Regions from separate parts of the Homo sapiens genome. Here region 2 is linked to region 1. The links are chromatin contacts, found by Hi-C or POLR2A ChIA-PET in ENCODE. All regions are on one chromosome and are shown on one strand. The core of a region is the stretch at or near the end of the contact, and the rest is flanking DNA. Distances in the headings are between cores, read along the strand shown.

What was found. Hi-C counts contacts between places; a loop is a spot of excess contacts on that map. ChIA-PET counts read pairs that join two places held with the same protein, here RNA polymerase II (POLR2A). Pooled maps may share reads with other maps.
Region 2: a pooled map shows a loop between it and region 1 (5-fold over the local background). The contact joins two enhancer-like sites. A Hi-C loop is called at or near these places in 2 of 50 pooled maps. POLR2A ChIA-PET finds 5 or more read pairs at or near these places in 2 of 52 experiments (activated CD4-positive, alpha-beta T cell and naive thymus-derived CD4-positive, alpha-beta T cell).

The regions. Positions count from the first base shown.
Region 1 is chr1:16,382,123-16,388,591 of GRCh38, forward strand. The region is part of intron 1 of SZRD1 (SUZ RNA binding domain containing 1); the gene reads left to right. Among named protein-coding and RNA genes, the nearest start is that of SZRD1, 18 kb to the left of the region's middle. RefSeq lists enhancers at 3,459-3,959, 3,960-4,460. Within about 2 kb of position 4,854, at least 20 of the 41 ENCODE cell types and tissues checked have a DNase peak (open chromatin) inside an H3K27ac peak, as active enhancers do.
Region 2 is chr1:15,916,685-15,923,477 of GRCh38, forward strand. It overlaps SPEN (spen family transcriptional repressor), which reads left to right. Exons shown (of 15, transcript NM_015001.3): 7 at 2,242-2,367; 8 at 2,720-2,833; 9 at 4,186-4,299; 10 at 5,565-5,665. Among named protein-coding and RNA genes, the nearest start is that of ZBTB17, 56 kb to the right of the region's middle. Within about 2 kb of position 2,812, at least 5 of the 41 ENCODE cell types and tissues checked have a DNase peak (open chromatin) inside an H3K27ac peak, as active enhancers do.

The DNA of each region.
Region 1 (6,469 bases), core at 3,604-6,103:
GCCAAGATGGATATCACCTCAAAATAGCACCAGGAGAGGGTGCTGAGCAGGGGCTAGCATGGGTGGGTTTTTTTTTTCTTTTTTGAGATGGAGTCTTGTCTGTCGCCCAGGCTGGAGTGCAGTGGCCCGATCTCAGCTCACTGCAGCCTCCGCCTCCCGGGTTCAAGCGATTCTCCTGCCTCAGCCTCCTGAGTAGCTGGGACTACAGGTGCACGCCACTGTGCCCAGCTGATTTTTATGTTTTTAGTAGAAATAGGGTTTCACCATGTTGGCCAGGCTGGTCTGGAACTCCTGATCTCAGGTGATCCGCCCACTTCGGCCTCCCAAAATGCTGGGATTACAGGCATGAACCACTGCGCCTGGCCACATGGTTTTTTTTTTTGTTTTTTTTTAATGGAGTCTCACTCTGTCACCCAGGCTGGAGTGCAGTGACACAATCTCAGCTCACCGCAACCTCCCCCTCCCGAGTTCAAGCGATTCTCCTGCCTCAGTCTCCCGAGCAGCTGGGATTACAGGCATGCGCCATCACACCTGGCTAATTTTTGCACTTTTGGTGGAGACAGGGTTTCACCATGTTGGCTATGCTGGTCTTAAACTCCTGACCTCAGGTGATCCGCCAGCCTCGGCACTCCCAGAGTTCTGGGATTACAGGCGTGAGCCACTGTGCCGAGTCGGGACCCATCTTCTAAGGTTAGACTCTAAAGCAGTGTTGTCCAACAGAAGGTACAATGTGAGCCACATGGATAATTTTTTTTTTTTTTGAGACGGAGTCTCACTCTCTCCCCCCTGCTAGAGTACAATGGTGCAATCTCAGCTTACTGCAACCTCCGCCTCCCGGGTTCTAGCGATTCTCCTGCCTCAGCCTCCTGAGTAGCTGGAATTACAGGTGCCCGCCACCACGTCCGGCTAATTTTTGTATTTTTAGAAGGGACAGGGTTTCACCATATTGCTCAGGCTGGTCTGGAACTCCTGACCTCAGGTGATGCACCCACCTCGGCCTCCCAAAGACACATGGGTAATTTTATATTTTCTTTTTCTTTTCTTTCTTTCTTTCTCTCCTTCCTTCCTTCCTTCCTTCTTGCTTGCTTCTTTCCTTTTTTTTTTCTTTTCTTTCGAGGTGGGGCCCCACTCTGTCATGCACCTGGAGTGCAATGGCACAATCATAGCTCACTGCTGCCTCAAACTCTTGGACTTAAGCAATCCTCCCACTTCAGCAGCCTCCCAAGTAGCTGGGACTACAGGTGTGTGCCACCATGCCCAGCTAATTTTTTATTTTTTGTAGAGTTGAGGTCTTACTTTCTTGTCCAGGCTGGTCTTGAACTCCTGGTTTCAAGCAATTCTCCTCTTTCAGCCTCCCAAAGTGTTGGGATTACAGGCATGAGCCACTGCCTCAGCCTTAATTTTATATTTTCTAGAAGCAACATTTTAAAAGTACAAAGAAACAGATGAAATTAATTTTAATTTTTTTCTTTTTTTTTCTTTTCTTTCTTTCTTTTTTTCCTTTTTTTTTTTTTTTAGACAGAGTCTTGCTCTGTTGCCCAGGCTGGAGTGCAGTGGTGCAATCTCAGCTCACTGCAACCTCTGCCTCCTGGGTTCAAGCGATTCTCCTGCCTCAGCCTCCTGAGTAGCTGGGATTACAGGCATGCGCCACCACGCCTGGCTAATTTTTGTATTTTTAGTAGAGATAGGGTTTCACCATGTTGGCCAGGCTGGTCTGGAACTCCTGACCTCGTGATCCGCCCGCCTGGGCCTCTCAAAGTGCTGGGATTACAGGCGTGAGCCACCGCGGCTGGCCAGTTTTAATATTTTTAATTTAACTCAGTATGTCCAAAATAGTATAATTGTAACATGATTATTATTTTAAAATACGTGAATTGTTTAAAAATATGTGAAGCATCCCTGTAAAATCAAACCTGGGGTGATAGGACTTGGGGTGTGTCCCTCTCTGGGATTAGTCAGGGGAAGTAGAATAATTACAGGAGCATTGGAGGTGGCCAGTCCTAGTCATACCAGGCCAGGACACTGTCACTGCTATGCTACTGATGGAAACAAGGCAGAGACGAAACAGAATTAAATCAACATGGAGGTTGTTTGGAGAAGTCCATGGATTGTACATCTGAACTTGAAATGGCCAGTGGCCAGGCACAGTGGCTCACACATAATCCCAGTACTTTGGGAGAGTGAGGTGGGAGGATCACTTGAGCCCACAGTTCAAGAGCAGCCTGGAGAACATAGCAAGACCCCGTCTCCACCAAAAAAAAAAAAAAAAGGGAAAAAGAAATGGCTAATGATGCGGGAGACATTTTTATCTGATAGTTTTAGACCAGATTTTGCTGTTGTAGATTGCTTCTACCTGTGAATTCTTTGACTGTATTCCCAAGTGAAATTGGGAATTCTGATTCCCAAGGAATCAGAATCCCATCCATATTTGTGGTATGGGAAACAAGACCCCTTGCAGGGGAGACTGGTCCACCAGGAGACCCTGTAGCCCAGGGACCTGGGCGCCAGTGTCCCTCCCAAGGCCTGAAGACATAAGGCTAGCATGGGCCGTGGCTGGCTGTGTGGGAGTTCAGGGCCGGAACAGGTTGGAAGGTAGTCTCGCCTGCTATCCCTTATTTCTTCTCTTTGCTTTTTTCTTTGCCCTTTGCTTTTTGTGTTACTCAGGGCCTGTGGGACCCTGATTCTGGGAGAAATCTGTTGTGCTCTCCAGGTTCCTGTCTCTTCTTCAGATCTCCCCGGGTCCACTTGTAGACTTGTGCACCCTGATTCAGGATGAGACCAGAGGACCCTGTGGGGCAGCGATTCATAGGGAGCTCAAGGCCAGTTGTTATTCTTTGAATTTGAGAGAAACATTGGAAATGTCATCTTCTGAAATGAAAACTAACAGAGAAAGGCAAATCATTTGGGAAAAGTTACTTAAATGGTAACCTTGTTGCCAATAAAAGAGTATTTTCTAATTCAAAGTCCAAAGCAAGGGTCCCTCTTAGATCTCTGTTCAATATAAGATTGCTCTATTTCTTGGGAGTCGTGTTGGTGACACTGGAGACCAGAGGATTCCGGTTCTCAGAGAGAGGGATGCTGTGATGGAGTAGGACAGTACAGTCTTTTGGCTTGTATACTGAGGCACAGAGTGGGGAGGCCTGCTGTCCTTGGGGAGTGGGTAGCAGCAGATCAGGCACCAGAAAGGGTGAGACACCCCCTCTGACCCTTGTAGTGTAACAGGTGTGAGTTTGTTCACTTTGTCTCTTGTGAGCTTGGCTAGTTCGAATCAGTCCCCCAGGGCATCATCACCCCAGGCTGTTGTGTAAACATTCGTACCTGAGAAGGTACAACTGTAATGGTGCTTATACTTGCTGTGCTTTACACTAAGACCCAGAATAGCCTATTTCTTCCTCTCCTCTGCCTTTCTCACCTTTCTTTTTTCCTTGTCATCGACCTCTTAACGTTACAGGAGTAAACCTACCACTGTAATCTGCTTCACCTTACAGACACATCCCTATCTTTTGTCACCTTTGTTCCTTTTGTAGCTTGTGACAGTAACAAACTGGGTTGTTTGAGGTGACCCCTTCCCTGCTCTCCTCCTTGGGAATGATCTTATCCGCATTGTACTCCTAGGTCCCATACCCTAACTTTTCAGCCAGAGGCACATTTATAGCAAGGTTAAGGGCATCAGCAGCCAGTGAAGCTGAGCTTCCTCCTCTGGTGAGTTAAAATTGCAAATGTTGACATCTGATCCCATTCACCTTGTGGTTGTGGCTCTCCTTTACCTCCCATAAAGGACCAGCCCTGTCGAGAACCACCTTCCTCCCCACTGTGCTTCTTCATGATTTCCTGCCTCCGCTCTTTCCTTCTGGCTTTGCTTGTTCTCTGAGACCGAGAAGCTTGTGTCCCATTTCTGTAGATGTGTAGCCTCATAGGACAAGTGATGTCAAGGTTTGGCAACAGTAGATCTTTTGCTTAGGATTTGGACCCGGAACACAGAATGTCACCTTCTGTGGGCTGCTTGGTGCTACTTGGCTGAAGAGCCTTTCCAGGAGCAGGAGCCATAGGAGATCACTTTCCTGGCCACCGCCCTGTGTGGTATGCTTGTGCCCTAGCACTTGCCTTGTGCCCACTCACAGCAGTCACAGCGATGGTTTTCTTTGACTAGCGATGGAGGTCAGGCCTCTAACACAGGAGCCTAGACCTTGGGCAGGACTCTGCATCCTTGTCTAAAGAGAGGGTTCCCTTAGGTAGTACGATTCCTTATTTCAGGCCTGCATCTAGATGCTTCCCCACACAAGTTCTGAGGCCTGTTTAATTCCATTGGGCTATTGCATCTCTGGGGGAGATGCACATTTTCCTTGTAATACACCCTGTAGGAAAGTTTTGACTTGGTCCAGCTTTTCAGAGCATGAGTCTGAGAGCAGATTGATTGCAAGGCCTTGTCTGAGAAGAGAATAGACTGACTCATGATACCTGGACAGACTCCAGAGGGAGATGCGATGCCCTCTCCAGCTGCTGGCAGAGCATTCCTTCTCCTGCTTGGGCGCCTCTGAGCATGCTGGCGTCCAGCTGGCCATCTAAAGATGACCAGGATCCACTTTCCACCAAAGCTGCTTGGGTTTCCATCCCATTCTGTAATCTTATGGAAGAATCCCTCTCCAGCTCTGATAAAGCTCTTCTGCCTTTCACAGTGGAGTTGGATGAGAGTTGTAGTTCTTGGCATGCCAGGGAGCAGTGTGGAATTGGGGGAGATGACCAATATCTAATGGTTTATACTGGCATTTCCAGGGGATTTGAGCAATTGTCGGGGGAGGGTGGTATGTCAGCATAGGGGCCTCAAAAGGCGAATTCTAGGGCTGTCTCTGTGGTTTACTACCTTGTGACCTTGGGTAAGTTCCCTAACCCTCATCTGACAGAAGGATAAAAGCTACTTTGTCTGCCAAACAGGGCTGGTGTGAGCAGAAAATGAATGTCTGGGGAAGAATGTTGACAGCCATAATACATTATATCGATATAAGGTATTATTTTAAAAGCTATTAGTATTATATTACATGCCAAGTATGTTAATCATGTTCTAGTTTGGGGACAGAGGCGCATTTACTCAGACATGGCCTACGATGTCCTCTTGAAGCGCTTTTCTTCCACCCAGGCTCCTTGTGCTGGAACTGGGCAGATGGTCCATCTTCCTTAAACCCTAGAGGAAGAAGGAAGCAGTTTGCTTTCCTCAGAGGAGACCTGGATGGGACTTCTCAAATTCACTCTAATGTGTGAGGCCCATTTCTCTCTCTGTCTTATTTGGCTCTCGCAGCGATATGAAAGTGAAAGTTCACATAGTGAAGTTGGAAAATTCAGTGCATTGCCATAAAAATACTGATTTGGTTTCTTCTGCGCTAGATCTGGCCCTGTCTGCCAAAGCTTGTTGGCCGTCATTAGGCAGGGCAAGTGCTCTTTGGTGCCCTGCAGCCCCTTCACTTCCCCAGGTATGCTCCGTGCGAGTGGAGTTTGGCTGCTTGCCTGGTCTATGAAGGCATTTGGTCTCAACCCTCAAAGGCTTCTAAATTCTACAGCTGTCAAGGCTCTGTTTATGATGGAGAAACTCGAATAGGCAGTCTTGTATTTAGAGTGGAGCGAAATGATACAGTATGAAACTTTAAAACAAGAAGTTACTTGTGAGAAGCCCTTAAAAGGTAATAGGCAATAGACTAATATGAGCTGTAGTACTTACTCAGGTAATAACACTGGTATTAATAGAATTAATACAATTCCATCAATACAGTCATTTTCAGGACAGAGTACGTAGTGGACATAGATTCTGTGTGAGTGTCTGTGTTTGTCAGTTCACAGAAAACATCCAGGTCGTTCTCTTATTATTGGTGTACCTTTTCCATTCAGTCATTCAGCATTCTTTGGCACCAACTGTGTTCCAAGCTGGAGCGAGAGGTTTCCATTTTAGTGCCTTTCTGGCCCCTCCAGAGATTTGATGGTGCCTCAGAATACAATAAATTACATATATATATATATTTTGAGACAGAGTCATGCTCTATTGCCCAGGCAGGAGTGCAGTGGCATAATCTCGGCTCACTGCAACCTCCGTCTCCCAGGTTCAAGAGATTCTCCTGCCTCAGCCTCCTGAGTAGCTGGGATACCACGCCCAGCTAATTTTTGTATTTTTAGTAGAGACGGGGTTTCACCTTGTTGACCAGGCTGGTCTTGAACTCCTGACCTCAAGTGATTCACCCACCTCGGCCTCCCAAAGTCAAAGTGCTAGGATTGTAGGCGTGAGCTACCATGCCCAGCCAAATATATAAATATATTTTAAACACAAGTTAGTACCAATCAGGATAGGTGTCAGTGTTAGACTAGATTTAAATCTAGTTTCATATGGTTAATCTAGTTCATACTGTTTACAAGAGATGCAAATAAGGACATGGAAAGGTGAGAAAAACTATGTTCTAGGAAATACTGACCAAAAGAAAGCTGGCCA
Region 2 (6,793 bases), core at 1,562-4,061, 470 kb before region 1:
GTGTTTTTTGTAGAGGTGGTGTTTTGCCATGTTGCCCAGGCTGGCTCTTACCCATTTTTATCTTTCTTTGTTCATTGGGTTCTGTTTTAATGCCATCTCTAGTCCTGTGGATTGAAAGGAAAATCTGGAAGAGAAAAATGTTTGTAAAAATGAAGCAGCAGGCTGAGCATGGTGGCTCACACCTATAATCTCAGCACTTTGGGAGGGTGAGGTGGGCAGATCACTTTGAGCTCAGAAGTTTAAGCCCAGCCTGGGCAACATGGTGAAACCCTGTCTCTATAAAAATACAAAAATTAGCTGGGCGTTGGTGGCTTGCTCCAGTAGTCCCAGCTACTCAGGCGGCTGAGGCTGGAGAACCACTTGAGCCCAGGAAGCAGAGGCTGCGGTGAGCCGAGATCACGCCACTGTACTCCAGCGTGGGTGACAGAGTGAGACCCTGTCTCCAAAAATAGAAGCAGCAAATTAGTGTATGATTGTTTTGTGATCACAGTGCACATCAGAAATACCTTGGGGATTACTAGAATATGGATGTCGTCTGCTAGCAGTTTAATTCTATTAGGAAGTCTTAATTTGAATCACTTTTTATATTATGCAAGTCATTGTTAGATTAAGGGGTACAAGAAGTTTTCTGTTCCTTTATGACTTAAAATTAGAGTCAGTTTAAAAATGAAAATATTTTGGTCACAGCTTTGTAATCTTGGGATATACTATTATTATTTTTTTAGACAGAGTTTCACTCTTGTCACCCAGGCTGGAGTGCAGTGGTGCGATCTTGGCTCACTGCAGCCTCCGCCTCCTGGGTTCAAGCGATTCTCCTGCCTCAGTCTCCTGAGTAGCTGGGATTACAGGCGCCCGCCACCATGCCCAGCTAATTTTGTATTTTTTAGTAGAGGCGGGGTTTCACCGTGTTGGCCAGGCTGGTCTTAAACTCCTGACCTCAGGTGATCTACCTGCCGTGGCCTCCTAAAGTGGTGGGATTACATGTGTGAGCCACCATGCCCAGGCTGGGAGATAACATTTTGTAAGATATCAGCCTTTCTCATCTCCTCAAAATCTTTCATAGAATCGTAACTTCTGTAGAAATCTGCACATGCCTTCTTTCTTGGTTCAGCCACAGCAAACTTATAGAGAACCACAACCCCCAATTAATGCTCCAGCAATATGATATTACAGATTCTTGGCCAGAAAGTCACACATCTGAGGTTTCATCAAAGCACTGGAAGCCCTGGTAGTTAGTTATTGTCCTTGATAGGTATGACAGCCCCACCCCAATGTCCTTCCTTGCTGATGGAGAAATGGATGACCTCATTTTCAATTATTTTGATTTGTCAAATTATTTTGGTTTTGTGGGAGTAGCATATACTCTAATTGCAGTTCTACTGCCTACCTAGATGGGTGGTATGGAATTCAGTAACCTATCTGGGCTCCAGCTTCTTTTGTCTTTAGACAGTTATCTGTTATTTATTTATTTATTTATTGATCTTTTAATTTTAAAGGTTAAAGAACAAAGATTTATTAATCTTCTCAGATATCATATTTTATTTTATTTATTTATTTTTAAGACGGAGTTTCACTTTTGTCACCTGCGCAATGGCGCGATCTTGGCTTACCGCAACCTCTGCCTCCCGGGTTCAAGCGATTCTCTTGCCTCAGCCTTCAGAATAACTAGGATTACAGGCATGTGCCGCCATGCCTGGCTAATTTTTGTATTTTTAGTAGAGACAGGTTTTCACCGTGTTGGCCAGGCTGGTGTCGAACTCCTGACCTCAAGTGATCCGCCCGCCTCCACCTCCCAAAGTGCTAGGATTACAGGCGTGAGCCACGGTGCGCAGCCAGATATCATATTTTAAATGGCCTGGCCCCTAATAACGATTTTAGATATTGCAGAAGGGAATTATTTCTTAGGATTTCATTAAATAGCCTGCCTTTTCTTTATTATCGTTAAGTTTCTCTTAATGCTGTTAGTATGGATTTTAAATTTTGAATTTTGAATTGCAATGCTGTTGCTCCTCTGCAGAGAGCTTCACATGAGAAGGATTTCATGGTTTGTGACAATAAATGCTATATGTTTTATAGCAAACTAGTAACTTACCATTGTATTAAGGTGTACAGTTTTTTTAACTAAGTAAATGATGATTGAGAACATGACTTTTTTGAGAAATAAATACCCTATATGGACTTGGTTCATTCTAATTTATTTTCTTGGGCATATTGCTAAGTTGTATTCATTGGTTTTTTCAGGATATTGACATTAAGAAAGTAAATGGAGTTCCTCAGTATGCGTTTCTGCAATACTGTGATATTGCTAGCGTTTGTAAAGCTATTAAGAAGATGGATGGGGAATATCTTGGAAATAATCGCCTCAAGGTAAATGAATTTGCATAAATTATTGTGCTGTTATGATTTGCTTTGTTTTTTAAGACTTGAAGGGTTTTTTTTTTGCATATGCCTTATTATTTAAGATCCTACTAAGACAGATAACCATAAAAGTGATATACTTCTTTGCATTCCTATCCTATTATATACTGTAATCTGATTAATATTCGATTAGCCAGGCAGGATTTTTTTTGTATATTCCTATTTAATTTTAACCAGATGTTTCCCACTTGAGATGTTGATTTGATAAGATTACTATAGAAAACCAGTTTTCTGAGAATTCTGTTGTAGTTGAATAGTAATTGTGAACTTTACTAATAGAAATTTTGCCTTTTATATTCAGCTGGGTTTTGGAAAGAGCATGCCTACAAACTGCGTGTGGCTAGATGGGCTTTCTTCGAATGTGTCAGATCAGTATTTAACACGACATTTCTGCCGATATGGGCCTGTGGTAAAGGTAGGCGGGAGGTTTTGGTATGTGGTTCAGACTTCTGACTCACTCGTCTTGGTATTCTCTCCTTTCAGTCTCAGTTGGCTAGCATTGCCTATTTCTTTAATAACGAGCACATTAAAATTATGTTTGCTAAGATTTGGTCAATAAGGGCATTTGCATCTGTTGCCTTAAGTTATGAGTATTTTGAAGAAACTATTTTGAACTAGCCAAGGTGATTAATTTTGAAACTATTCTCATAGTATAAATAGAATGAAATAGAAATGTTGCTTAGGGATTTTTATAATTTTATCTTACATTAAAATTAGATAGTCTGACTATATAGTTATTCACATTTACACTAAATATGTAATTAGACTTTTTTAAATGAGGGGAAGTTCACACAACAGAATATTCATCTAACCAATGATTTTTATGTAATACATCCATAAGCAACAGGAAAAGGGTCTCCAGACCCAATTCAGTGTGTGAAGGTAAAGCTTTGGTTCCTTAAAACTATGTTTACTCTGTGGTAGGTATATTGTATACCCTTGACAATGCTTTTTTTTTTTTAAATTTATTTATTTATTTTTAATTGAGACAGAGTCTCACTCTGTCACCCAGGCTGGAGTGCAGCGGCGGGATCTCAGCTCACTGCAACCTCCGCCTCCCAGGTTCAAGCGATTCTCTAGCCTCAGCCTCTTGAATAGCTGGGATTACAGGTGTGTGCCACCACGCCTGGCTAGTTTTGTATTTTTAGTACAGATGGGGTTTTGCCATGTTGGCCAGGCTGGTCTCAAACTCCTGACCTCAAGTGATCCACCTGCCTCGGCCTCCTAAAGTGCTGAGATTACAGGCACTGCGCCTGGCAGACAATACTTTAAATGTAGCTTTTGTTGTTTAGAGAAATACACATCTTAAAGATTGCCTGTATAAAAAAATCCACAGCCTTAAGACAGTTATGCTACTTGTAGCCAAAGTTCACAGAAATTCTTTGTTGTTCTTAATTTTTCCTTCCTTTCAAGGGTGTTTTTTGCTGTTGTTGGTTTTGCTTTTTTGTTTTGAGCCAAAACAAGACGAATACTTTACTGAAATACAATATAGTGGTCAGTAAACATGGAAAACAAAGTAAAATACAGAAGAACAAAATAAAGGCATAATATCTCAAGCCATAATGTCTATGATTCTAAACAGTCCCTGCACATTTTCATTTTATTGTGTTCACTACAGTGTGCATCACACTTTTTTTTTTAATAGAATAAAATATATAAAAATATATTTTTTCTCATCCGTGTCCTTGTGGCTTAGGATTTTGTTGGGACTGACACTAAGTCCAGTGGATGAGGCTCTTACTTGTTTTTTGTTTGTTTGTTTTACAGGTGGTGTTTGACCGCTTAAAAGGCATGGCCCTGGTTCTCTACAATGAAATTGAATATGCACAAGCAGCTGTAAAAGAGACCAAAGGGAGGAAAATCGGTGGGAATAAAATTAAGGTGTGCAGAATGACTTTAAACAGAAGCAAAACAAAGTCCTATTCAAATCTCACCCTCTTGGGCTGGGCGTGGTGGCTCACGCCTGTAATCCCAGCACTTTGGGAGGCCAAGGCAGGTGGATCACCTGAGGTCAGGAGTTCGAGACCAGCCTGATGAACATGGTGAAACCACGTCTCTACTAAAAATACAAGAAAAATTAGCCGGGCTTGGTGGCGCGTGCCTGTTAATCCCAGCTACTTGGGAGGCTGAGGCAGGAGAATTGCTTGAACCCAGGAGGCGGAGGTTGCAGTGTGCTGAGATCATGCCGTTGCACTCCAGCCTGGGTGACAGAGTAAGACTCCATCTCCAAAAAAAAGAAATCACCCCGTTAATAACTAGCATTTTGTAGGCTGCCAGCCAGGGGAGTGGTTTACAAGACACGTATGCTGTATCATTAGTGTTTAAGGGGAATATTACAATTTTATGCTCAGCTACTTGTGGGCACAGCATCTTTAAACCATTAGCCACAGATCCTTCCCTAAAAATCTTCTCATTCAAAGAAGTGTGCTTCTCAGTGTTCGGGTGCTGATGCTCACACAGACACTCTCATCGCAGGCTTGACCACAGTTATGGGTATCTGACACCCAGGGCCTCATAGTATCAGTCCAGCATCCTGAATGATATGTCTTTCTTTCCTTTCCTACTCTCCTGAAGAGTGGGTAGCCACTTAAAGCATAACTTTATGTCCAGTGTATGTTTTTAAAAACTTGTATTCATGGTAGTTTGAAGGAATTTATGCACTTAACTATGAAATAACTATGATTGTTAGGTTGAAAAAAGTATTTTAAAAATAAGATGATAAGCTATTTGATAGCTGATGAGCATCATATGCTTTAGTAACTTTGAGGCCCAGCTGTGAATAAAGTTTAAAATGTTCATCCATATTTTGTTTTATATTCTAACTGTAGTTTTGGCAACAGAGATTGCTGGATTTAGTTGATCTGATTACTTAATTGCCATTTCAGTTTTCCATTTTGCTTTTTTCACTCCTTCACAATTGGGTTTGAAACTTTATAAATTTCATTCTTTTATCACGGTTTATACAGAATTTGAGAGATTTCAGGTTAATATAGTTTCAGTGATGAGGACTGTTTTACTTGAGATACATTGCTGTTTCCTGAAATTTTCTCAGAAGGGCTATGTTGTGAAGAATTTACAAATCTGATAACATTTTTCCATCATTAAAATTTGAAACTTGCATCAAACACCTCTTTTTTTTTTTAAAGGTGGATTTTGCAAATCGGGAAAGTCAGCTGGCTTTTTATCACTGCATGGAGAAATCTGGTCAAGACATCAGAGACTTTTATGAAATGTTAGCCGAAAGAAGGTATGTATTTTAAACTTACCAGTGTAGCTTGAGTTTTAATAGTTTTAATACAGAAACTTAAGATGGCATTAAATTTTATTTTTCACTCTTTACCCCTACTTTCATCTTCTAGAATAGAGAATGCTTCTCTTTTATCACTTCATATGGAAACACAGGTTTATTTTTTTGAATCTAGTTTCCAGGTAATTCCTATGGGTTTGGAGCAACCTGTCTGGATTTCTCACTGAATGCTCCTAGAACTTGAAAGAGTTACTGTTTTGCCAGGTGATAACTTTATGTACTTTTTTTTTTGAGACAGGGTCTCACTCTGTCACCCAGACTGGAGTGCAGTGGCATGATCATGGCTCACTGCAGTCTCTGCCTTATAGGCTCAAGTGATCCTCACACATCATCTTCTTGATTAGCTGGGACTACAGACACTTGCCACCACGCTGGAGTAATTTTTGTAAAGATGGGTTTTCTCCATGTTGTCTAGGCTGGTCTTGAACTCCTGGGCTCAAGCATTCTGCCCGCTTTGGCCTCCCAAAGCGCTGGGATTACAGGTGTGAGCCACCACACCTGGTCTGCTTTATGTACCATTAATCATAAATACAAATCATCTTGCTTACAGTTACTTCTTAAAGTAAATGTATTAATATATGTTAGAGTGCATTATAAACTTTTAAATGGCTACATATTTAGTAATGACAACAACCAGGTTGTATGTGCTCATACATTTAACTTAAAAAATAAATAAATAAATAAAAACTTCCAAAAGAATATCAAGAGCTTTATTTTAAAGTTGAATCTCTTAAATAGTCAAAGTGAATCAATAAGCCAAAGCATATGTAAACTGGCAACTTTGGCAATGTGCAGGGCAAACCTGATTTCCTCTTGTTAATACTTTCAGTCATGGTTATGTAGTATTTAATATTTTTTCTGCTGAACAGACCGAAATATAGTAAAACATCTTAAGATAATGCCACCAGATTCTTCAATAGCTGATTACTTTTGAAAATGGAAATTTGGTCCATATTATCAAGCTGTTTTTCCAGACATACCTCTGATTAAGTTTCCTGGAATGTTCCCACTAGGTCTCCACCCCTATATGTGTTAGACAAAAGGTTTGTGTGAAAAACGCCTTTAGAC